Linked DNA regions of Mus musculus: regions 1 and 3 are each linked to region 2. Evidence: chromatin loops called from intact Hi-C (ENCODE). Cell type or tissue: heart. All regions are shown on one strand.

The links. Hi-C counts contacts between places; a loop is a spot of excess contacts. Peaks named below come from ENCODE experiments on the same cell type or tissue, not always from the same donor. Only the 100,000 strongest peaks of a DNase experiment are listed, where the experiment ranks them.
Region 1: a loop joins it to region 2, with 6 times the contacts of the local background. A loop is called at or near these places in 20 of 42 quality-filtered maps.
Region 3: a loop joins it to region 2, with 2.6 times the contacts of the local background. A loop is called at or near these places in 3 of 42 quality-filtered maps.

What each region holds. Positions count from the first base shown.
Region 1 is chr2:173,215,178-173,223,177 of GRCm38, reverse strand. It overlaps Zbp1 (Z-DNA binding protein 1), which reads left to right and starts at 4,256. Exons shown (of 8, transcript NM_021394.2): 1 at 4,256-4,436; 2 at 6,170-6,406; 3 at 7,313-7,501. The coding sequence starts at 4,403. In heart, a CTCF peak has its summit at 3,326 (motif pointing left); DNase peaks (open chromatin) are centred at 3,517 and 4,207; H3K27me3 peaks cover 1,728 bases.
Region 2 is chr2:173,542,868-173,550,867 of GRCm38, reverse strand. No RefSeq gene overlaps it. Among named protein-coding and RNA genes, the nearest start is that of 1700021F07Rik, 24 kb to the right of the region's middle. In heart, a CTCF peak has its summit at 4,334 (motif pointing right); a DNase peak (open chromatin) is centred at 4,357; H3K27me3 peaks cover 3,538 bases.
Region 3 is chr2:173,331,231-173,339,230 of GRCm38, reverse strand. No RefSeq gene overlaps it. Among named protein-coding and RNA genes, the nearest start is that of Gm36911, 12 kb to the left of the region's middle. In heart, a CTCF peak has its summit at 4,131; DNase peaks (open chromatin) are centred at 360, 1,380, 3,150, 4,000 and 1 weaker place; H3K4me3 peaks cover 395 bases; H3K27ac peaks cover 3,756 bases.

The DNA of each region.
Region 1 (8,000 bases), 330 kb after region 2:
CCATCTGGAAACCCAAGTATCATGTCAAATTCATTAATCACTCCATTTAGCTGTCATGAAAATTTTATGAGTCTCTGCTGTAGTTGAAGAGAGGTTATGGTCTCTCACCCAGTAAACATGACCACGGCCAGCTTTGACTAAGTGTATTTCTTTTAAAGTCTATCTGGGCCTAGGGAAATGGTTCCGTGGTAAAGTATCTATCATACAAGCATTAAGACCCATGTTAATATCCCTAATGCCCACATAAAAGCCAGATGTGACAGCTCATATCTACAGCGCCAGCACTCCTGAGCTGGGTCAGAGCCTGGAAATCCTGAGGCTTGAGGGCCATCCAGTCTGGTCAAATCTATGAGCCCCATGGCCCATGACTCAAAAATAAGATGGAGAATTATAGAAAAAGACACCTGACATTCCACGTGCACACACACACACACACACACAAAGCGAAGTCTAGCGGTGCATGCCTGTAATCCTAGCATACTGAATGCTGGGGCAAGAGATTTGCTGCAAGTCCAAGACCAGCCTGGAAAAGAGTGAGACTCCGGGTCAAAACAAAACAAACAGAAAATATAATTTAAGAAAACTCGAAGTTGCAATTATAAAATTCAAATAAGGTGTGAGCTGAGGCCAGGATAGTTGTCTGGATGTGGGAAAGGCAGAAATGTCATTCTGAAACAGGTTGTTGGGGAGAGAAGGGAAAATCTCTCCTAGACGTTGGCTGACCAATGGCAGCCTTCCCTGTCCCCTGGCCCACTTCCTGCCGATAGCTCTCCCTACAGTCAAGATAGGCCACCTTTCCCAACTCAGAAGGAAGCCATCTCTAGCCTTCGTATGACGTTCTGGGAAATCGTTTCTCTGAGGGCCTGGGTGGGTGCCTAGGCTTCCTGTCCTGGACCGGTCTCACACACCACTGACAAACCAGTTGTCTAAACCCTTTGGTAAGTGACCAGGGAGACAAATAAGATGGCTTTGTCACACAGAGGGACAGCTAGGGACAGAGACAAAGAGACAAATGGCCTGTGCCCCATGCTCAGATCTCTGAAGGTACCTCGGATGCAGCCAGTCCCCAGTATCAACTGGAAGCTGAGACCCATAAAGAGTAGGGCCTTGTTCAAGGCCCAGGGCCAACAAGGGGAGATGCCCAAATGTGCCCAGTGGACACAGGGACACTGAGGCCCACAGTTTGTTCTGCCTTACAAGACCCACACCTCCACAGGACTTCAGAAAAGCTTGTCATCTCAACACATCTTACATAAATGATCTTTCCTCTTTGCTCTAGCTAGGGCCCACAGACACCCTGTCACCAGTCACCCCTGACCAGAGCTAGCTCCCAGACGCCCTCCTCTCCCTGAGTCTTTTTTTTTTCCCTTTTTCCAGACAGGGTTTCTCTGTGTAGCCCTGGCTGTCCTGGAACTCACTCTGTAGACCAGGCTGGCCTCGAACTCAGAAATCCACCTGCCTCTGCCTCCCTCCCTAGTGCTGGGATTAAAGGCATGGGCTACCACTGCCCGGCATGGATGGTTGTGAGCTGCCAGGTGGTTGCTGGGATTTGAACTCAGGACCTTTGGAAGAGCAGTCAGTGCTCTTACTCGCTGAGGCATCTGGCCAGCGCCCTCTCCCCGAGGATCTGCTAGAGAAAGAGGCTGGGAGGTGCTGTGTGGTGCAGGGGAAGGTCTCACCGCCAGACACAAAGAGACAAGTCCTTGCTCTCTCTTTGAGGAAGAGCCTTGGATTTGCAAGGCCACTTAGGTCTCTGCCAGTATCTGCCGTGATAGGTATCACTGTGAGCTGAAGTAGTGCAACCCCAATTTTATCTGGGTACACAGTGATCAGGGATACAGACCTCCTTCCCCAGCTTTCCATGGGGGACAGAATGGTAAGACTCAGTCCTGTCTGATAGGATACTAGTGGAAAGTATGTGCAGCCTGCAAGGTGTGTTCTCCAAAGGGAGATATCTACTGTGTTCATTCCATTCTGCTGCTGTAATACACGGAACACACACACACACACACACACACACACACACACACACAGTTATTCAGCTTACAGCTTCACAGCCCCATCACGTAGAGAAGTGACATTAGAACCTGAGGCAGAGACCTCGGAGGAAGGCTGCTTACCGGCCCATGCTCACCCAGCTTTCTGATGTACAGCCCAGGACAACCAGCCTAGGAACGGTGCTGCCCACAGTGGTCTGCGTTCTCTCGAGTCAGTCATCAATCATGATATTCTCTCATACCGTGTCCACAGCCAATCAGCTCTGGGCATTCTCTCAATGGAGACTCCCTCAGGTAGCTCTGTATTCAGTAGACAACTGAAGCTACTCCCCCCTCCCCCCTCCCCTCCCCGCTCCCCGTCCCTTACTCCTTCTTCTAAGAAGGACTGCACACAAGATAGGTAAAATTCCAGCAACCATTCTAAAACTTAAGGCAAACCCATATATAGGCTACAAATGGCAGAACAACAGGATAAAAAAGAACCTGGGTTGACCGACAACACCAAGTCTGGGGTGTCTGCCAACTGTTGCAAACAAGAGCAGCAACAATAACAACAACAAAAAGGCACATCTGTGCCATCTAATCGACGGTAGGACCAATGTTGGCAATTAGTTTGGAATTTTTTCTTTTCTTTCTTTTAAAAAAGATTTCCTTTTCAATTTTTTTAAAAAGAATTTATTTATTGGAGCTGGAGAGATAGCTTAGTGGTTAAGAGCACTGACTACTCTTCCAGAGGTCCTGAGTTCAATTCCCAGCAACCACATGGTGGCTCACAACCATCTGTAAGGGAATCTGATGCCCTCTTCTGGTATACACGGTACATGCAGATAGAGCACTCATATACATGAAATAAATAAATAAATCTTTTGTTTTTTAACATTTCTTTATTATGTGTAGAGTACTCTGGAGGAGTCAAGTGGCATTTTCACAGGGGCTACCTAAGACCATTAGAAAGCACAGATCTTTACATTATGTTTCATAACAATAGCAAAATTATGGTTACAAAGTGTTGATGAAAATCATTTCTATGGTGGGGATCACAACGACGTGCAGAGTTAGGATGGTTGAGAGTCACTGACCTAGGAGGCTCTGACTCCTTCCAGGCAGGTCAGCTAATGTAAGGAAGGGAAGGGAAGGGAAGGGAAGGGAAGGGAAGGGAAGGGAAGGGAAGGGAAGGGAAGGGAAGGGAAGAGGAAAATGCTGAAGAAAGGAGTGAGGAGGGCATGTCCTGAAGCCCTGCTAAGTCTGGAGCCACCTTGGTTAGGGACCAAGCAAGACCCCCTGGGCAAGAGGCGGTTGGTGAGCATGCGCCACCTAGTGGTCAGTTTTCAAATGGCGCCTCTAGGGAACCTGGGCAGTGTCCCTCAATGGGGCCAGCTGAGAGTTCATTTAAAAGCGACTTTATTTATTTTGGGTGGCAACAGGCAGTGCGGTTTCTGTTTTCCTTGGCTGGCTCTGCAGGCACTGTTTTTCCTCCCTGGAAGTCATAAAAAAATCACTTGGAAATGTTAATATTTTCCCATGCACAGGCCCATCCTAAGCTGTGTAGACCTGGCCTGGTCTTGGTCCCTTGGTGACCCTTTCAGGTTCTGTAAGGTGAAGCTGACTGGGGACCTGCCACCTCCTGCTTGCTTGGCAGACATCCTCCAGGCACATCACCTCCTTCTAGTCTCCAACGACTGCTGCTGTCTTGCCCTGTGCACCAGTGACCTGCACACCAGACAGGTACAGAGGTCCCAAGATCATGGCCTCTGCACTCACCCCACCTCCACCCTGTAGCCGGGACCCAGATTCTGGGATTATTGTGAGCTGAGTGGTGGACACAAGGCCATCTCTGTGAGCCCCGATCCCCTCTTACGTAATATGGAACAGAGAAGTGTCTGAGCTGTTCACGGGTCACTGAGAATTTATGAAAGTGAGAAAAGGGGCTCTTTTTCTAGAAGGTATGTGAGTAGATGGTACTACACCTGCCTGTGGGCATGTGGGGGAGGCACAGTAGGTGCCTTTTCCTAGATCTATCTTCCTCCTCACAGGGCTTTCACAGAGTTCTCTTCAGATAGAGCTCTCCCGGTGGGAGACCAGTCTCCACCCCAGAGGCCAAGACTCCTCTCTTCTCTGTCACACAGTCATCCAACTCCAGCTTGCTCACCCACCCCGATTTCAATTTCGATTTCGACACCCTTTCTTTCCGAGAACCACACCAAAGTTTCATTTTCTCTTTCTTTGAAAAGCTGGAGGGCGGGGAGGGGATGGAGCCAGATGGGTATTTGTTTCCGGGATGGTAACAGCTGGTGCCTGCAGGTCCAAGCAGCCATTCTTGCCTGTGGATTCAGAGCCCCAGGCCTGACCACAGTGCCAGAAACTGCCACCCCCTGCCCTAAAGGAGCCCCAAGGCTGCTGTGAGCATGGCAGAAGCTCCTGTTGACTTGAGCACAGGAGGTAAGCTAAACCTCTTCCTTCACCTCGCGTGGGTCCCAGCTGATGTTTCTAAGGCTCCTAGCTCTTTCCTTGGCCCAGACAGCAACAGGATTCTGAGGTCACCACAGGGAAGTCAGCTTGCTTCAAGGATCCTGTGCCCCAGATCCTTCATGTCACCTTACCTCATTGATGAGGTCACCAAGGCCTGTGACAGCCCTCGGGCTCCGAACTGTCATTTCAAGAGAGGACTTTGCTTTGATAAGGAGATGTGACTTTGATTTTACATTCAAGCTCTTCTCCTGCCCTATTTGAACCCTTGCTGAGACTACATACCCTGTCTAGGGGCTTCTGGGCTATGGGAGGCTGCGGGGTGCAGGGCTGTGTGAGGCTGCCATGCTGTGGGCAGGATTTAGTTCACTGCTTTTCTTCTTCATCTTTTGAAAAGCACTTCATTTTTGTTTTTTGTTTGTTTGCTTTTGTTTGGTTTGGTTTTTTCGAGACAGGGTTTTTCTGTGTAGCCCTGGCTGTCTTGGAACTCACTCTGTAGACTAGACTGGCCTCGAACTCAGAAATCCGCCTGCCTCTGCCTTCCAAGAGCTGGGATTAAAGGCGTGCGCCACCACGCCCAGCTGAAAATCATTTCTTATTTCAACATACTAGAAGTGGTTGCTCAAAAGCTATCAGGGAGGAGCCAAGCAAAGACCAGAACTAAGGTCACCTGGTTCCCATGGTTTCCTTTCACTGCTAACCTTTCCAGCCTGTCACCTGCAGCCTTCTGCTTTCCAAAGTCCCACTTTCAGACCCTGCAACCAGTCCTTCAAGTTCACCCTTTGGAGAAGGCTTGGCCTGCCTTGTGTGTCCCTAGGGGCCAGTGGGAGAAAGGAATGAAGGAGAGGCCACTACAGGGCACACTCCCCAGCAAAGGTTTTACAAGGCAAGGCAAAGCCAAGTCAGGAATAGATGCTCAGTGCTATAATCCTTCCCCCAACACCCTCCTCCTCCTCCACCCCCACCCCCAGCCCCACCCTGGGGTGGGGCTGTGGCTGAAGCAGGAGGATTGCTATGAGTTCCAGGCTAGCCTGAGCTAGACTTTGTCACAAGAGGAAAGAAAGAAAGGTAGAGGCAGACTCATGGATAAGCAGACAGACGTGCTGGAAGGGACATGAGGTGGAACTTGGGGATCCTCAGGGTTAGACACGGAGGAGGAGGCTGGGTAGCTAGCAGGGGTGGAGGGCTCTGGGAGGAAGCCTTCTGGAGTTGGCAGGCAGGCATCTGGAAGATGACATTGAGGCTGGGTTAAAGAGCTGAGCTGGGTTTTCAGGACTCCTGCTGTATCAGGCAAGGGAGGAGAGACCCATTTTTCTTATCTGCTGGGCTCCTGGGCTGGGAACACCCATGCCTTCGATGTGGGTGCTGAGCAGGAGAGAAAGGGACTCCTGGCCAGGCTGAGAGGCCATCAAGACACCAAATAGGGACTTCAGGGCTAGACTTGGTTTCCTGCCTCTCCCTTTTGTTCCATCGTCCGAGAGTTGGGGGTTCCTACCTGTTTGGGTTCCACATAGTACACAGGGCAGGCTGTATACTATTTTACCATTTGGCCACCCAGACATCTAGTTGTGGGGTGAGGGGCCACCTGACTGACACCCTTGCCTCTGGGTGGTGTCGTCGTTCCTGTCTGCTTGGCCCAGGTCACAGGTGCCTTCTCTGCTCTGGGGACTAGGCTTAACTCAGCTCTTCTCTGGGTTCCTCCCCAGACAATCTGGAGCAAAAGATCCTGCAGGTGTTGAGCGATGACGGCGGCCCTGTGAAGATTGGCCAGCTGGTGAAGAAATGCCAAGTGCCCAAGAAAACCCTCAATCAAGTCCTTTACCGCCTGAAGAAGGAGGACAGAGTGTCCTCCCCAGAGCCTGCAACATGGAGCATAGGCGGGGCTGCTTCTGGAGATGGGGCTCCTGCAATCCCTGAGAACTCCAGTGCCCAGCCTAGCCTTGGTAATCTGTCATGTAGGCAGAGCAGACCCCCCACACACACTAAGCTCTCCTCCCCCCTACACGCACATTAAGAGCCACGAGGCTTGGCTTCAAATCTGAGCTTGGCCATTCCCTCTCTGTCTCTTGATTTCTTCTGGCCAATGGAGCCAAATGTGAAGCTTAGGGCTTATACATAGTAGGTGTGCAATAGACATTAGCAGTAGTGAAGACACACTGCAGGCAATAGTTACACGGATAGTGAGGGCTGATGGGTAAGGATTCACTCAGAGCCTTCAGGTGACTTTGAGAGCCATCAAGAAGAAAGGACCCAGAGTTCCAAGAGCTGATGCGGTCCCCAGGGCCACCTTGCCTTCATTCAGCTCCAGATAGAGACAGGAAAGGAAGCAGCCTTGGGACCTCAACCTTCAGCAGACAGTATCTGTGACCCAAACAGACAGGAGGTCCTGGGTCCCAGCCTAATGTGCTGCCCCCAGCTCCCCTGAGAAATCATTCCCCATGTTTAGTGGAGCAGGGTGTCTCCCATCTCCAACGGACACATCCTTCTTCCAGACTCAAGACCCTAAAGAGATGTAGGTGCAACTTCAGGGGGCCCTGGTCTGCAGCTCAGTGCACCCCCATGGGCCTCTCCAGACCGCTGAAGCTCCACAGGAGTATCAGAGGCCAGACTCACTGTTAGAAGAGAGGCTCTAAATGGCAAGACATGGACTCTGACACCCTTGTGCCAGTCTGAGCCAGCTCTAGGGTGAGAGCTTCATTTGCCTGGTCTCCAGATGACCACTGTAACCAATGCCACCTGATCACCTTGTCCCTGGGCTTCCTAAGTGTCCCAGGCCATAGCCAGTAGGTGGTGGACAGATGCAAGCCCAGGACCCTCTTCCCACTAAGTGCCTGCCTCCCACCTTGCAGATGAAAGAATATTAAGATTCCTGGAAGCCAATGGGCCTCACAGGGCCCTGCACATCGCCAAGGCTCTGGGAATGACGACAGCCAAAGAAGTGAACCCACTCCTGTATTCCATGAGAAATAAGCACCTTCTGAGCTATGACGGACAGACGTGGAAGATCTACCACTCACGTCAGGAAGGCCAAGACATAGGTATGACAGGGCAAAGTCAGTGTGGGGAGGTCAGGGATCAAGGGTCAGGTTGGGAAGGTCAGGTTTCAGGTCAGGAAGGTCGAGGATCAAGATTAGGTCACCTAGGGTAAGGTTGAAAAAAAAAAAATCAAGGATAAGGATTAGATGGTGTAGGGCCAGATGTTTGTTTGTTTGGATTTTCTTTTCAATTTATGTATTTTATTTTATTTTATTTTATTTTATTTTATTTTATGTGTATGAACGCATTGCCTGCATGTATGTGCACCACATGCATACAGTGCCTGCAGAGGCTAGAGGAGGGAATTCTTCTGGGTGGAATTGGAGTTATAGATAGCTGTGAGCCACCATGAAGGTGCTGAGCCCTGGATCCTCTAGAAGAGCAGCCAGTGCTCTACCCAGTCAACCACGTCTCCACAATAGCCTTTAGAGAGGTGTTCCAGGAGGGAGGGTTGCTGCCAGGATTAAGGAGGGAGAGCCAACCAGCTGCTGGTCTTGGCTG
Region 2 (8,000 bases):
TGTCAGGCCTTTCCTCTGCTTGGTCTAGCTGCAAACAAATGACAGACAAATGACTAAGCTACAGTGTTTCCAGCTCTCTCACGTTGTCACATTCACTGAGGAACGGAATAAGCCACATAGATTTTTCTTGTTTTCCTAAATACTTAAAAATGAATATATTCCTCACTAATTCAGTATCAACTTTGCATAGGTCATTCTAATCAATACTCTTAAAGAATATTAAGTCAATAGATTTTTGTCCTCAGGAAGAGCTTCTGGAACATTCTGAGTTTGCTCATTCTAATTTTTTGTCTAGTCTCTGCCTGAGGCCAATCATGCCCCCCTCGGGGTTCTAGTCTCTGGGGACCCTCAAATACACAGAGATCTCTGCAGACCCCTACAGCACAGTCTTCTCCACATAGGCCAGCTGCTGATCTTGCCTCCCTCCCTTGGGAGGGGTTGGATGCTCCCCTGATCTCTGCACTATGGGGCTTTTACACATCTGGCTACCTGCCAGGGCAGAGAACCCTCCCACTCCTTAGTGCTCCCAGAGACCTGTGCTCCTCTCCAGCTCACTCTAATAAGTAGAGTGCTCCTTGGAGCCACTGTGAGAACGTTGGAAGGGTAGAGGTTATGGTGGGCCCAGTAGGACAGCGTTCTTTCTGAGTGCCAGTTTCCCTACCAAGGGGGACGACTAGTGGATCCTGAAAACTTTCCGCCAGGCTTTGACCTTTGGGGTCTATTTGTGATCGTTTTGGACCTAGAAAGGCATGTTGGCTCTAAGGAACCAACAGGTCACTAGATATGTTTGGGCCAGCTCTGATCTCATTAGCATCCTGCCTGGTTTGCTGAATGATGACACTCGAAGGTCATGGTCTTGGGTCAAGCAGAGCCAGATAAACAAGGCAGGAGGAAGTCTGTCTCAGAGATTACTTGGCTGTCCGTCTGGGCAGGTGTGAAACCCATGGAACTGACTCTGAGCACAGGCTGGCCTCTTGGTGTGGCTGCAACAGTACCCGTGGGTGGCAGGTCTGTCTCTTTCAGGGAGCTCTAGGCTGCATGTGACGTCTCTCACCTAGCTGGGCCTGACCCATGCAGGTCGTCCAGGAAAATCTCCACATGGTCAGCTGATGCCGGGCTCAAAATTACTGTTTGGTTGACTAACAGGGACCGTGGTCTTGCCGATTTGACAGTGAAAGAACCCTTCACTATCTTCCTTTGGAAATGTACTCTAAGATCCAATGAGCTGCTGAGAAAGAATACAGATACAAGATACATATATCTACAGAGACACCGGTCCATAAGGGTCCAGTGTATAGGCCCATGCATAATTAATAGGAGAGCTAGATGTATTTCTGTGTGTAATTCACACGTCTGTAACCGCCCCCCCCCTCCAATCTCAGAGCCAGATGGGCTGTTGACTCTTTCCTTTGGAAACCGGCTCCGCACAAATGATTTAGGCATAATTTATATGCTTCCCCAGTGACAAGTCTTGGCCCATATAATTAGCTGTAATGATAAATACAAATAAAATATGGGATAATATGTGGCCAATTACCCGTGCCAAAGCTATAATTCCATCTGTGGGGATGATAAACCGCCGAGAGCGGCAGTCCTGTGGGGTTGGCTCCCAAGACCAGAAATCGCCTGACAGTTGACCATATGATGTGAGGTGCAGTTGTGTGGTGGCATCTGAGGCACAGGGAGCTGGGCAGATCAAGCTCCTGAAGAGAAGGGCTTGAGCTGAGTCTGCCTGGACTGGTGAGCCTCAGGGACAGGCCCACTAAGCTTCACACAGTGTCGCCCTGACCTTCCAGTGAGCATGCAGAGACACAGGCCAGGCAGCAGAGCAGTGGGAGCCTGAGGCCTGGTCTTGAGCAGCCTAGCTCCAGGCCCCAATCAGTGGGGATGACTTTGGGGAGGCAGGACTCTGAGGACCTTGTGGGACATGACTGGTGTTCCCAGGATAAATGCAGAAACAGGCTTAGAATCACTGGTAGCTGCCGAACAGGCTTGGTAAAGATGAGGGGCAGGTGTGAAACTGGGTTGCACTTAGCTCTCCGGGACTCTCAACACTTGGTTAAGTGGATCTCCTTTGGCCATCCTAGAGAGCAGCTACTGTGTCACAGGGCCTGTGGAAGGCAGGAAAATGGCTCCAAAGATCTCAGGTCCCGATCCCATTACTTGGGAAAAGTTGGATACAGGTGACTCAAGGACCCAGAGATAGGGTGAGTGTCCTCGGGGGACCCTAATACCATTGCAAGGATCCATGGAAGAGGAAGGTGAGGAAGATCTTAGACAGACAGGAGGACAGAGTGACAACCCCAGGAGACAGGTATGATGAAGCCAGGTGTGTAGCAAGCCACACCCAGCACTACCAGAAGTTGGTGTGGCAGGCTCTACCCCAGAGCTGTAAGTGGGGGGGGGGGGGCAATGCCTGCTGACGCCTGCTGTGTAGTTTGAGCAGGTTTGGTCCCCATAGATTCATGTATTTCAGTGCTTGGCATCATTAGGAGGTGTGGCCTTATTGGAGTAGGGGTAGCCTTGTTGGAGGAAGTGCATCACTGTGTAGGTGAGCTTTGAGGTCTCCTGTGCTCAAGCTCTGCCAAATGTGGAAGAAGGCTTCCTCCTGGCTGCTTGAGGAAGACAGTCCTCTTCTGCTGCCTTCAGGTCAGGATGTAGAAGCCTCAGCTCCTCCAGCGTGATGTCTGCCTGCACAGTGCCATGCTTCCCGCCATGATGATAATAGACTGAACCTCTGAACCTGCAAACCAGCCGCAATGAGATGTTTGCCTTTATAAGAGTTACCTGGGTAAAACCCTAACTAAGACACCTGCTTCAGGCTTGTGCCCCCAGGCCATGAGAGTCAAGTGTTGCTGCCTTAAGCCTCAATTTGTAATGCTTGTCACATAACTGTGGGGCACCCACCCCTTCCAGGCATGTGGCAACCAGGCATGTGGCAGTTGCTTGGAGCCACCTCAGGGGCCTCCACGTACCTTACTGACTTTGGAAGTCACTGTATTGGGTCTCTATGATGTTGTAACTATGTCATCGGCTCAGAGACTTAGATAGGATATATGACCTCATAGCTTTAGAGGAGGGCACCTGGCAGCTCCACCAGAATCGGTCGTGGCAACCCTGTGCTCTTTTCTAGAGGCTCCGGAGGACATCCTCTGTTGTACAAGACTCCTCTGACCCAAACAACGGCCATCTTGGAGAGTTTGCTTGCCAAAGGTCACCTCAGCTGGGCCTGTTGGATGACTACGCCATCCTCCCATAGCGGGACAGGGAGACCAGAGTCTGCAGCCACTTGCTCCACACCACCTACAGTATCCAACTTTGTCCTAACCGCATGAGGCATTGGGGAGGGCACAGAACGTACAGGCCAAGTAGAATAGGAGAGCGACTCCATGTGTGTAGTTATGGGACAGTTGTCATCCCTGCTGGGTGGAGATTTTCTAGTGCAGCCTTTTACTGGGGGGATCTTCCACACTTTTGTAGGTAACTCTTCATTCTATGCTCTGAGAAAGTCCAATAAACTTATCAGCCCCCCCCCCCCAGAGTGAATTTTAGTGGAATGGTGTCTCCATTTATCACTGGGGCCTTAGGAAGGAGGAATTGCTTATGTGTCCCCTTGGGAAGGAACTTAGCAACGGCCCATTCCCTGGTTGTTCCATTTTCTAGAGGCTGCTGAGGGTGGGGAAGAGGGCTTTGTCTCCTGGCCAGGAGCATGAGGAATTTAGATGCCTGAGCCTATGGGAGTCCACAGGGTAATGGGGAGAGGAGGGGAGAGATGGGCCAGGGCAGAGCCAAAGCTATTACAAAGAAGAAGACATCATGCCTTGGGCTCAAAATATAAGGACATGCTGAACTAAAATAAACTAATAACCAACAACCCAAACCACACCTGTAATCAAGATAAATGACATTTTAATGCAATTTTAAAAAAATCAAAATTAATGCCAAAAAATCTATGCAAACAAAATACCAGGGCTTTAAATAAAGACAGATGAATTACAGTGTTATGCTCAACAATATTGGAGCTAGAGGCAACAGAATAAAATCAGTGAGAGGATCCCTTATTTACTGAAGACTTCAATATTTTATACAACATGAGACGTTTGTATTGACTTTAGGTTTTAAAAGAAGTTATTTGTAGAGTGCTGATTTTTAGTGCATCTGCTTTAATTTTCTACCCATTTTTATCCCATGTTTGGAGGTAGATGGCAAACCAGGTGACAGTTTTCCCAGAAGGGTGGCGCAAGCATTCCAGGGTCAGTGCTCTTCCTGTGAGTGAGGGCTCAGCACCTGCTGAGCAAACAGGCTGAGGCTCTCCGCAGCGGGCCTCTGGCTCGTGCATTGTTGCAAGGGTCCAGCAGGGGGCAGCATGGCACCTCAAGTCCCGCCTGGGCCAGGGGCATTTCGTTTCTACAAAGGTGCCCAGACAAGAGAGGGAGGCAGAAGGCTGCTGGAAACCCCTGCTCTGGGGTGGTGGTGGGGTGGGGTGAGGCGCTGAGGGGGTGGGGGACTCCAAGTTATGGCCATGGTGAACTGCGTGGTTTTATTGCATTTGAATTGAAAACAAACAATGAATACTGTGCAAGATTGAATGTGAATGTCACACCCGTCTCACCACAGTCATTCTGGCCTGGACAGACTCTTCCTTGTGAATGCAGGTTGGGGTGGGCTGGTCTCTGCCACACCCTGCAAGGTGTGCCCTGCTTCTCTGCTCCACCTTGTCTGTCAGTAGGGATGAGCTGCCCCGGAAGGCCGAGAGCATGAGTACCATATTTTGGCCAAGCCTTGACACAGCGTTCCCGCCACATAGCAAGCGGGTGGCAGGTGGCGGGTGACATCACCCCTGGATGCCCCCTGCCCCTTCTGGGGTCATGATGGAGCACAGTGCTGTGGTCTTGGCCAGCCTCAGACTCCTGGGTCTTCCTCGATAACACATTTCCCCACTGAGTGACATCTTTGCCTCCCACGGGACATGCAGGGAAGGCACCCAGCTGTCACAGTGTTTGTGGGGTGCCAACTATGGGCCAGGAGCTGTGGAAAGGTTTTGGGGGTTCACCTCTCCAGGGTCCTGTCTAACTGCAAGCCAGTGGGGACGCAGGGCTGCTGGACGCAGGGCTGCTGGGCTGGGAGCCCAGAGTGAGCGATAGGGGAGCAGGGACAGGGGTGCGAGTGATAAACAAGACTGAATTCCTCTCAGGTGATCATTTAAAGTAGACTGGATATAGCGTGGGTGATGAGTGTTTGGGGAGTCAGGGCATCTTGTCCTGAAAGAGCGGCTCCCACTTCGGCATCCCGATGCCGGGGAAGGACTTGATTTTCATTCTTTATTTTGTGCCGTTGACATTTTATTCATTTTCTGTTTTCAAAAGCCAAGAGCACATCCTTCGATAATTTGAAAGGAAAATCACAAAAAGGTAAGATGTTCAGGCAGAAACCCATTTAGACATAAATGAACCCCAAATCAGTGATTCTCAGCAGGAGGCTACAAGAAGGTTCTGTGAAGACCTGCAGTTGACTGAGCTTGGCATCTGGGGTCTGCCCCATCCATACTGAAGGAACTGGGTGAGCCCAAAGCATTTGTTGCAGGGACTGACCACAAGCCGGGAGTCCTGCTTACTTTACTAGATCCTTGCAGTCAGAGAGAGAGACAGGGAGAGAGAGAGAGAGAGAGAGAGGGAGAGAGAGAGAGAGAGAGACAGACAGACAGACAGACAGACAGACACAGAGAGAGACTCATTGTTATTTGCATTTTCTCAGAAAAATTGAGACCCTGAGATAAACCATCCAAGGTCATAGAGCACAAAAGACTCTAGATTCAGAATTCATCCAGAGCCAACTCTTGACACCCTTCAGGATTCTGTCCCTTACGGTTCCTTGTTACTCTCACCGGTTTCTAGCTGAGGACAGTCATTACTGACAAACCAGGACCTTTGAGCACAGTGTCCTTCAAGGCATGAGGGATGAGAGCCAGGCTGCTAGATTTGTCTCTCTTTCCTCTGCCATCTCTGATGGGGAAACTGGGGCTCAGAGAGGCCAAGCCACCATCTCTCTCCTACAGTTAGTGTGGTTGGCTCCTGCCATGTTCCACATGGGTAGGTGGGCCTGACCCAGGCTTTGAGGTACTGGAGTGCTGTGGGAGCCATGGGGAGCTGTGGGCACCTTGGTGACCATACTACCCCAGCTCTTCTCTTCCTGAGGGGTCCTCTACCCTCCAACCTCCCCAGTTCCCCTCTGCTCCTCATTGTCTCCATCCCCTGAGATCCCCCATACACTCTCAGCTCAACAGTGACCTCAGCAGGGGTCCCGAGAGGCTCTTTTCCAGAGCACAGCCCCTTCTCTTGCAGCTTCGGGTCCATGGCTGCTGGAGTCTTGTCTTCACAAGGCCAGCAGCTTTGTGGCTAGCTTTCATCTTGCTCTGGGACAGTGGCAAGAGTACTAGGAGGAGTGATTGGATGGGTGGGCACAGGCCTGGCTTCCCTTACACAGGCGTCCTTCCTGGGGGTGGGATGACCTGAGCTCTCAGTTGTGGACTGAGGATCTGTCAGTCGGCTGAAGGACTGGAACTCATGGACAGGGCCCCGCCTCTTGTAGCACAGGGAGATACGTTGGGGGTCTTTGAGCTGACTGTCCCATCTGTGTCCAGGGCCTTTCCCTTCCTGGCAGACTGGAGGTCTAGTCCTCCTCCTTCCTTGCAGGTGGAGATGGCCCTAGCCCCATCACAGTAGAGGCCAGCGCTTAGCAGGCCAAGGTGGTGAGCTTGTGAGTGTGGTTCTGAGATCTCCCTTGCAGGCTGAGGGTGCGTGGGGGAACTTGGGAGAGGCCGAGTTTTCTGTGCTTTCTTCAAGAGCCTCCCTCTGCAGGACATGGGGACAGCATGTGGTTGTTGAGTTTTGGCTTCAGGTTCAGGGCAGACATGGGCCTCACAGCTTTGAAGCAAGTCTGTGTATGTGAGCCAGGCCCTGCGTGCGTGATGGGACTGCCTCTTATTGGTGAACAGAAGAATAGGGAATGCTGGCAGCCAGGCAGGTAACAAGCCCGGCAGGTGGGCTTCCTCTCTGGTACCTTTCTCCCTTTGTGCAGTTCTACAAGGCAGACTGAGGGAGGAGGGACACAATGTGGAGGACATGGAGAGGGGGAACGGGGACAGTGACAGTGACGGCTGGCTTTTCTGTGGGTGTCTGGCTGGTGACCTTTCGGAGAAGTAGATTCAGAAGTGACTGCTATTTGTCGAGGTGCAGTTCAGAGACATCAGATGGAGTTGCTACCTCTGTGAAAAATGTCAGGCCCCTGCTGTCCCTGACTGTGGAAAGTGGATGCAGCAGGATCCAAGCTGAGATCTGACACCCCCTGAGGAAGTGTGTCCTCAGAAAACGCTCGCATGTCTACTCACTTGTGGAGATGATAACCAGTGGCCTGTGTGAGTGTGTGTATGTGTGTGTGTGTGTATGTGTGTGTGTATGTGTGTGTGAGTGTGTGAGTATGTATGTGTGTGAGTGTGTATGAGTGTGTGGGCATGTGTGTGAGTGTGTATGTGTGTGTGAGTGAGTGTGTGCATGTGTGCCTGTGGTATCCAGTGACCTATTAGTGTATGAATGTGTGCCTGTATGTATGTGTGTGTGTATGTACCAGTGTGCCTGTGCATACGCATGTGTGAATGAGTACATATGTGTGCACCTGTGTGTGTGCACACTGTCTTTCTTTCTCGCTAGACTCCTTCATCAGGGTTTTGTGGAATGGTCAGAGTAGAAAACAAAGTTTCAACTATTTTCTTCCAAGAAGTATTTTTGGGAAAACTATGACTGAGACAGTAAGAGAACTGGCACCAGGTTGGGGTAGGGTCCGAGGATTTGGTGGCTCTGATGCCTGGCCTTGCTTCCTCTCCAGAGCAGCAGAACCCTTTGCTCCTTGGCAAAGCCCTGAGGGGCTGAGCCCTGGTTGCCAAGGCCCTGCTGCTTCAAAGGCACTCTTTGGCTTCTGCCCCCAAGGCCATCTGTATAGATCGA
Region 3 (8,000 bases), 210 kb after region 2:
TCTTGCTGGGACTCAGTAAATCCTGGGGTCAGTCTGTACTTGAATGCCTGGTGTGCACTCCAGAGGGTCCCCAAGTCCACTCTGGCTTCCTCGCCCGTTGCAATACTGTTTCTCCCAGGCAAGCCCTCACCAGGCCCCAGGGATGGCTGGGCAGGAGGGAGCAGTCCAGAGGTCTGAGCCTGAGGTGGGGTGCAAATTCTGCTATCAGGAATTCCTGGGGAGTTCAACCACAGGGCAGAGAGCATAAGGGCCTCTCTGGCCTCAGCTACAAGTTGGCTAGAGGGGAGGCTTGTCTTTCAGTGATGTGTTCATAAATCCGACCACAGCAACAGCCTTCCAGGGTTCTCTGGGGTCATTTGCTTCTCTGATGTCACGCTTTTGGCTGGGTCTCAGGTCTGAACTGGCCTCCAGGCACAAAGGAAGAAAACAGCTCTTTCTGAGCAGCCTGACAGAGCCCGTTGCATGAATAAAAATCCATTCCTAGGGCGGGGACACCTCGGGAAACCTTGATGCTCTGGAGAGCTGTGACAGAGGTCTCTGGTTTTGATGTAGCATCCCTGGGCCAACACACAGAGAACTCTGCCCAGGCCTCTTACATTGTACAGGAGTCATCCATTGTCCATGTAAATCACACAAGCCAAACGAGCGGTGCCACACATCTGTAATCCTAGCACTAGGGAGGTAGAGGGAGGGGGGCATGAGTTCAAGGCCATCCTCAGCTACATAGCAAGTTTGAAGCCAGCCTGGGCTACATGAGACCTTGTCTCAGAACAACAACAGTGAGATTCAAAATAACAGAAATACATAGGGGAACATTGGGAGTTTGTTTGTTTGAGATGCATTTTATTTGTGTGTATGCGGTGGTTTAAATGAGAGTGATCTACTTGGTCCCCAGTTGGTGGCTATTTGAGGAAGATATGGAGGTGTGGCCTTGTTGGAGGAGGTATGTCACAGGTCTTTGAGGTTTTAAAAATACCTGCACCATTTTTACTTCTTCTTCTTCTTCTTCTTCTTCTTCTTCTTCTTCTTCTTCTTCTTCTTCTTCTTCTTCTCTCTCTCTCTCTCTCTCTCTCTCTCTCTCTCTCTCTCTCTCTCTCTGGCTTGCATTTAGATAAATGAGCTTTCAAATGTCTTTGCTTTACTATCATGAACCCTAACCCTCTGGAACCACAAAGCCCAACTAAAGTTATGTTTCAAGTTAAGATTGCTATGCTTAAGAGATCTATAAAACAAAAATGCCTCTAGCCTATAAGTCCCACTTGCCCAAAGCCAAATAACTTCCTGAGGTTCTGGAATGCTTTTGCTCATGCACACTAACAAGCCATGTGCTTTCACTTCTCTAAACAAGGTTGGTTGCCCCGACGGCACAGGCTGCGCTTGACCACACGGAAGTGGGAGTTATGTAGGCAGGAAGTGCACCAGGATGCATGCTTGCGGCAAACTGGACCAAGGCAGGAAGTATGTAGTCTTGAGGGTGTTGCCTGTAGAAACACAGAACTAACAGAATTCACAGCTATTTTTGGGGAATCCTGGGTTTGGGCCTGGCCAATGTCCATCATTCTGGCCAGTTTTTAATAAAATTACTTCAAAATTGGCTCAAAAATCCTAATAGTGGTCTTATTCTCGACCAGTGGGATTAAAAGTGACCTCAGTCACAGGGCTTTATCGCAGCGATAGAAAGTAACCAATGCAGATGTATGCGCGTGTTTTGCCTGCGTTCGTGTCTATGTACTATGTGCATGCCTGCTGCCCAGAGGTCAACAGAGGGAGTCTGATCCCCTGCAAGTGAAGGGACGAATGGTTGTGAGTCACTGTGAGGGTGCTGAGAACCAAACCTGGGTTCTCTGAAAGAGCAGCAAGTGCTCTTTACTGCTGAGCCGTCTCTCCAGCTGTTCCGGTGGGGACTTTTCATGGTATCAGTGTTCTCAGAGCACGGTGGAGTGCTCCCAAGATGTCACATTCAGGCCTTGTTCACACTACAAGCTACACCCACAGGCATATCATGAGGTTCAGCAGCCATGTTTGGCCCTAAGAGGAAGAAGTCTGGCTGTCAAGAGTCATGATTTAATCCGGGCCTAGTGGTGTAAATCTGTAATCTGAACACTTAGGAGGCTGAGACAGGAGGACTGGCCAGAGTCTGAGAACAGCTTGGGTCACACAGTATATTTTGAAGGATAATGAAGTGCATAGTTTCTGGAAGTTTCTGAAGTGTATAGTTTCTGGTTTGTTCAGCTTCTTCAATTGTTCCTTTGCCTGAGTTACATATGTAGTTACTAAATTTCCCAGACTCTGGGGTTAAGGGACAATAGACTGGGAACTTTGGAGTGAGGAGTGTTGGTGCATGGGGTAGGTGGAGCCCCTATGGCCCCTGCCCAGCCTGAAGCCCTGTTCCTGTCCTGTCTGGCTGTGCCAATACCACTTCTGTGTACATACACACACACACATGCACACACACAGCACACACACACAGCCTGCACACACACACAGCATGCACACACACACAGCATGCACACACACACACACAGCATACACATACACACAGCCTGCACACACACACACACACACACAGCCTGCATACACACACAGCATACACATACACACACCCTACACACACACACACACACACACAGCCTGCATATACACACACACAGCATGCACGCACAGCATGCACCTGCACATACTCACACAGCCTTCACACACTCACACAGCCTGCACACACACACAGCCTGCACACACACACAGCCTGCACACATATATACACACACAGTCTACGCACACACACACAGCCTGCACACACGTGCATACACACACATAGCCTCCATACACACACACACCATATACACACATACACACACACACACAACCTGCACACACACCCTGCACCCTGGCCGTGATGGAGATTGTCACATCCTTCCAGAGTCAGAATCTTGGAAAGTGTTATTTAGCAATGACTTGAGACTGGAGACCCACTTGTGCAGAGACGGGGGCACTTTCCCAAGCTGTCTGCAGGACGGAACAATAAAAAGTTGTTCCTGAATCCCAGGCCTGAGGATCTCACTCAGCCTCCGGTTTCCTTCCTCTGTCGCTCAGCTCCTACCTCCTTCACCACACCGGAGGCTCTGCAGCCAGACAGCCTGCTTGTCTTCCTGCCAGCTGGCAGAGACGTCTGGACCCCGGTCACTCCACTCACGGGACTGTTCTCTGGCCCAGAGAAAGAGACAAACAGGGCAGCCAGCTGTACTCAGCTCCTTTCTCTCTTCCCACTCCCCCACCCCCCCCCACCGCTACCACGGACAGGCAGGGTGAGAAGGCAGAGACCAGAAAACCCAGTGTTCTGAGGACTGATGTCTAAGGTGCTCTGGAGAGCTTCTGGAAAACACTTTTGTGAGTGACAGCTTGCAGCTACCCTCTCACCCTGGTCAGAACGCCTCCAGCCCCCCCCCCCCCGGTGGCTCCATAACACCCCACTGTCCCAGTGCCCTTGGGTGCAGCGGTGACCTGGCTACCAGCCTTCTGAAAAGGCAAGTGCTGTGAGGAGAAGCAGGCTAGGGACACATCACCATGCCCCTTCCTGCGTCCCTTGCCCAGCGTCACCTGGTCCAGGAGGCCTCTCTTTACCGGCCTTTTTTCTTTCCCATGCATAAAAAGCAGGAGGCTTTTTCTCATCACCTTGCAACCTCCCTCCCACACATAGCAAAGTGGCATCCCTGGATGTGAGATTGTGGAACCCAAAAGTTAACACACGGTAGCATCTGCACCTGCCTCTGCCTTGATCTCCAGCCTCCGCCTCCCTGAACCAGGGTTCTGAGAAGTTCACTGGAACATGAAGGACAGGGCATGGCCTAAAAAGACAGCCGCCAGCTGTTCCTCTCACTGTAGGTCTGACAGACACACTCTGGGGAACCCGCATCTCCCATATGGCTGTGGAAATGGGAAAACATCTTTAGAAATCAAAAGTACACTTCCCAGGAGAAATGGAGGCTCCTTCATGGGGTTCTGGCCCAGAAAAGAACTTTCTGGAAAGCAGGGAAGCTGCTGTGTTTGTTATCCTCCGGGAGAGCATTTCCAGCCGGGTGTGAATCTTCCTGCAGTCGCCCTGAGGTGGCAGACACCCCCTGCTCTGCTCCAGCTGCCTATGCAGCAATTCATTTGTTTACCAAATGTCTGAAACGTCTAGACAGGTTTTGGGGGTCAGACACTGAAGTCCCCCCGGCGGCGGCTTCTGCAGGAACTGAGTGGAAAGCTAGGCGCTGCTGTCTGGAGCTCCTGGCTTACCCGTGTGTTAATTCCCTGCCCTTTTTATCAGCTGACAGCTTCCCGCAGATAAAGCGGATTTCATTTAAGCTTTTGCTCACCAGGCAAGATGAATATCCCAAATTCCAGGCTTCTCCCCAGGGGTAGGAAAAGAAGGGGATGTTTTGGAAACATTGTGGATCCACAGAAGTCATCAGAGCTCTGGATACCAAATGAGGCAGGCACCCCTGAAGGGAATGGGGGGTGTGGGAGAAAATGGCCCTGTCCCGGTGAGGGTCAAACGCACATACAACAGTCGTGGTTTTGAAGAAGAGGTCTGGCTGGCTTCTGAAGTCAAGACCAGAGGGAACAGGCAGGCGACAGACCCTGTGGATTAATCACGAAATTGTCACCTTTTAACTGCGTACAGGGAAGCAGGTCTCCTTTCTCTGTACCCCAGTCGCATCAACAAGTATCCAAGACCAAGGGCAAACATCTCTGGGAAGACCCCAATTGTTCTGCTGTCACAGGGGAGGTGTCTGTGTGCTGTCCTTTCTCGGGTCTGGGAGACCAGAAGCAATGGAAAATCCTTGCACTGAGACAGGGGATGTACAAGTCTGAGTTAGAGACACAGGGTGGGGCTACCAGTCTCCCAGAGCCTCTGCGCAGGGGTAAAAGATAAGCTGAAATAGGATGGGACAGAATAGAATCTGGCTGTGAGGCAAATGCTTGCCCCATAGGAATGGCCTGCTGTGGCTACCAGCACAGGGTCAGGCCAAACTAGGACCCTGACTTGTGTCTTGCTTATTTCTTACTTAGTGGGTGGGTCTCAGACAAGCAGCACAAACCTGTGAGGCTGGGCTGGGCTGGGCTGGGCTGGGCCTCTCTGGCAGGATACTGAGCCATTTGCACCTCTAGCTATCTCCACAGAGGAGTCTGAATTCCAGTGGCCTGGGATTCCGGCTCTACACCAAGTCCAGGCAGGCAATGGATAGTGGAATCTGGTGACAGAGATTGGCCATGCACATGGTCTGTGGGTCATTGTGCTGGGTAGTAAGTATCTTTGTAGCTCAGCACAAGTGAGATTATCTGAGAAGATGCAACCAGTATTAAGAAAATGCCTCCATAAAACTGGCCTGTAGGCTAGCCTATGGGACATTTCTCTCTCTCTCTCTCTCTCTCTCTCTCTCTCTCTCTCTCTCTCTCTCTCTCATTCTCTCTCTCTCTCATTCTCTCTCTCTTTCGCTCTCTCTCCCTCTCTCTTCCTCCCTCCCTCCCTCCTTCCCTCCTTCCTTTCTTTCTTTTTTTTACTGGTTATCTTATTAATTTACATTTCAAATGTTATCCCACTTCCTGGTTTCCCCTCTGCAACCCCCCTATCCCATCCCCCCTACCCCCTGCTTCTATAAGAGTGCTCCTCCACCCACCCACCCATTCCTACCTCACCACTCTAGCATCCCCCTACACTCGGGCATCGAGCCTTCACACGACCAAGGGTCTCCCCTCCCATTGATGCCAAATAAGGCCACCCTTTGCTACATAAGCAATTGGAGGCATGGGTCCCTCCATGTGTACTCTTTGATTGGTGGTTTAGTCCCTGGGAGCTCTGGGGGGGGGGGGGTCTGGTTGGTTGATATGGTTGTTCTTCCTATGGGGTTGCAACCCCTTTAGCTCCTTTAGTTCTTTCTCTAACTCCTCCACTGGGTTCCCACTCTCAGTCCCATGGTTGGCTGCATACGTCATCCACATCTGTATTGGTCAGGCTCTGGCAGAGCCTCTCAAGGGACAGCTATACCAGACTTCTGTCAGCAAGTGCTTCTTAGCATCAGCAATAGTGTCTGGGTTTGGTGTCTGCATATGGGATGGATCCCTAGATGGGGCAGTCTCTGGATGACCTTTCCTTCAGTCTTTGCTCCACTCTTTGTATGAGACATTTTCTTAATCAATGATTGATGTGGGAGAGTCCAGTTCATTATGGGCAATGCTACCCTGAGGCTGGTGGTCCTGGGTTATATAAAGAAGGGGGCTAAGCACACCATGAGGAGCAAGCCAGTGAGCATCATTCCTCAAAGATCTCTGCTCCCAGTCCCTGCCTTGAGTTCCTGCATGACTTCCCTCAGGAATGACCTGAGAGCTGGAAGCAGAACTAAATGTTTCCTCCCCTAGTTGCTTTTGGTGGTGTGTTTATCACAGTGATAGAAATCTAACTAAGACAGTCTGCCTGGCTGTTACAGATTCTGTTAGGAGAAATTATATAGCTTTACCACCTGTAGGTGACTTGGCTCCCAGTGGTGTCCCAACTCCTCAGTGTCTCAGCTGGGGTAATAGAGAAAGGAGCCTGCACAGGCAGTCATGTGACTAGAATCCACAACCAAAATGAATACAAGAATTCCTAAGGAAGCCAAAGAATATACAAAGGTGCTGTTGATGCACTTTCTTATGTGTCACACCGAAGTGCAGCTGTGTGCAAAGCTTCCACTGGAGACACAAAGCAGAGGGCTCATAGTTCACACCATGTTGGGGGGGACACAAGGCAAAGGGCTCACAGTTCACACCATGTTGGGGGGGACACAAGGCAAGTGGCCCACGGTTCACACCATGTTGGGGGGGGGACACAAGGCAAAGGGCTCAGAGTTCACACCATGTTGAGGGGACACAAGGCAAAGGGCTCACAGTTCACACCATGTTGGGGGGGGACACAAGGCAAAGGGCTCACAGTTCACACCATGTTGAGGGGACACAAGGCAAAGGACTCACAGTTCACACCCACTTGAGGGGACATAGGGAGAAGATCTCACAGCTCACACTGAGTTGGGGGGACATAGGATGAAGGGCTCAGAGTTCCCACTGATTTGAAGGGACACAGCACAAAGGGTTCACAGTTCACACTGAGTTGAGGACACAGGATGAAGGGCTCAGAGTCCACACTGAGTTGGGGAACACAGTGCAAATGGCTCACAGTTCACACTGAGTTGGGGGAACACAGTGCAAATGGCTCACAGTTCACACTGAGTTGGGGGAAACACAGTGCAAATGGCTCACAGTTCACACAGTTCTGGTTCTTGTTTATTGTTTTTAGTCTGGAGATTGAACACAGGCAGGGCTTGCCTGTGCTAAAACATACGCATGCAAAATGAAACTGTATAAAATAGAAAAGTTCAGACTAGCATAAAGATTTCTGAAGTCAGTCTTTGAATGATCTTTGGTCAATTATTAATGTATTCTAGAATTGCAATTGAGCAAGCTTCTTTATTCATAAGCACTGCTGGGAGAACTGAGGCAGCTGGGTGCAGACTAGTCTGTGTATCTGTCTCTATGTCTGTCTCTGTCTCTCTGTCACTGTCTCTCTGTGTCTGTCTCTATCTCTGTGTGTGTCTCTCCCTTTCTGTGGTGTTACTTGGGGAAGGGGGTGGAGGGTCACCAAGGGACAGAAGCAGATGCTTTCATGGGACACCCAGTCCATGCTGAGAGATGCTTTGACGCAACACACACACACACACACACTCACACACTCACACATACACTCATACACACACACATATGCACACACACACACACACACATACACATGAGATTGCTCTGTATACTAGCGAGTGTCATGACAAGTCACAGGAAGCCACCAATTTATGAAGACCTCAGGCTGCATTGTTCTAGACCCAAACTTAGTGATGGGTAAGTTCAGCCATAGCCAGGAAATGTTTTACCCCCAGGGGTAAGCACAATAAGGAAAAGGAGGGTAGGGGTCATAGTCTGGGGCAGCGGGAAGG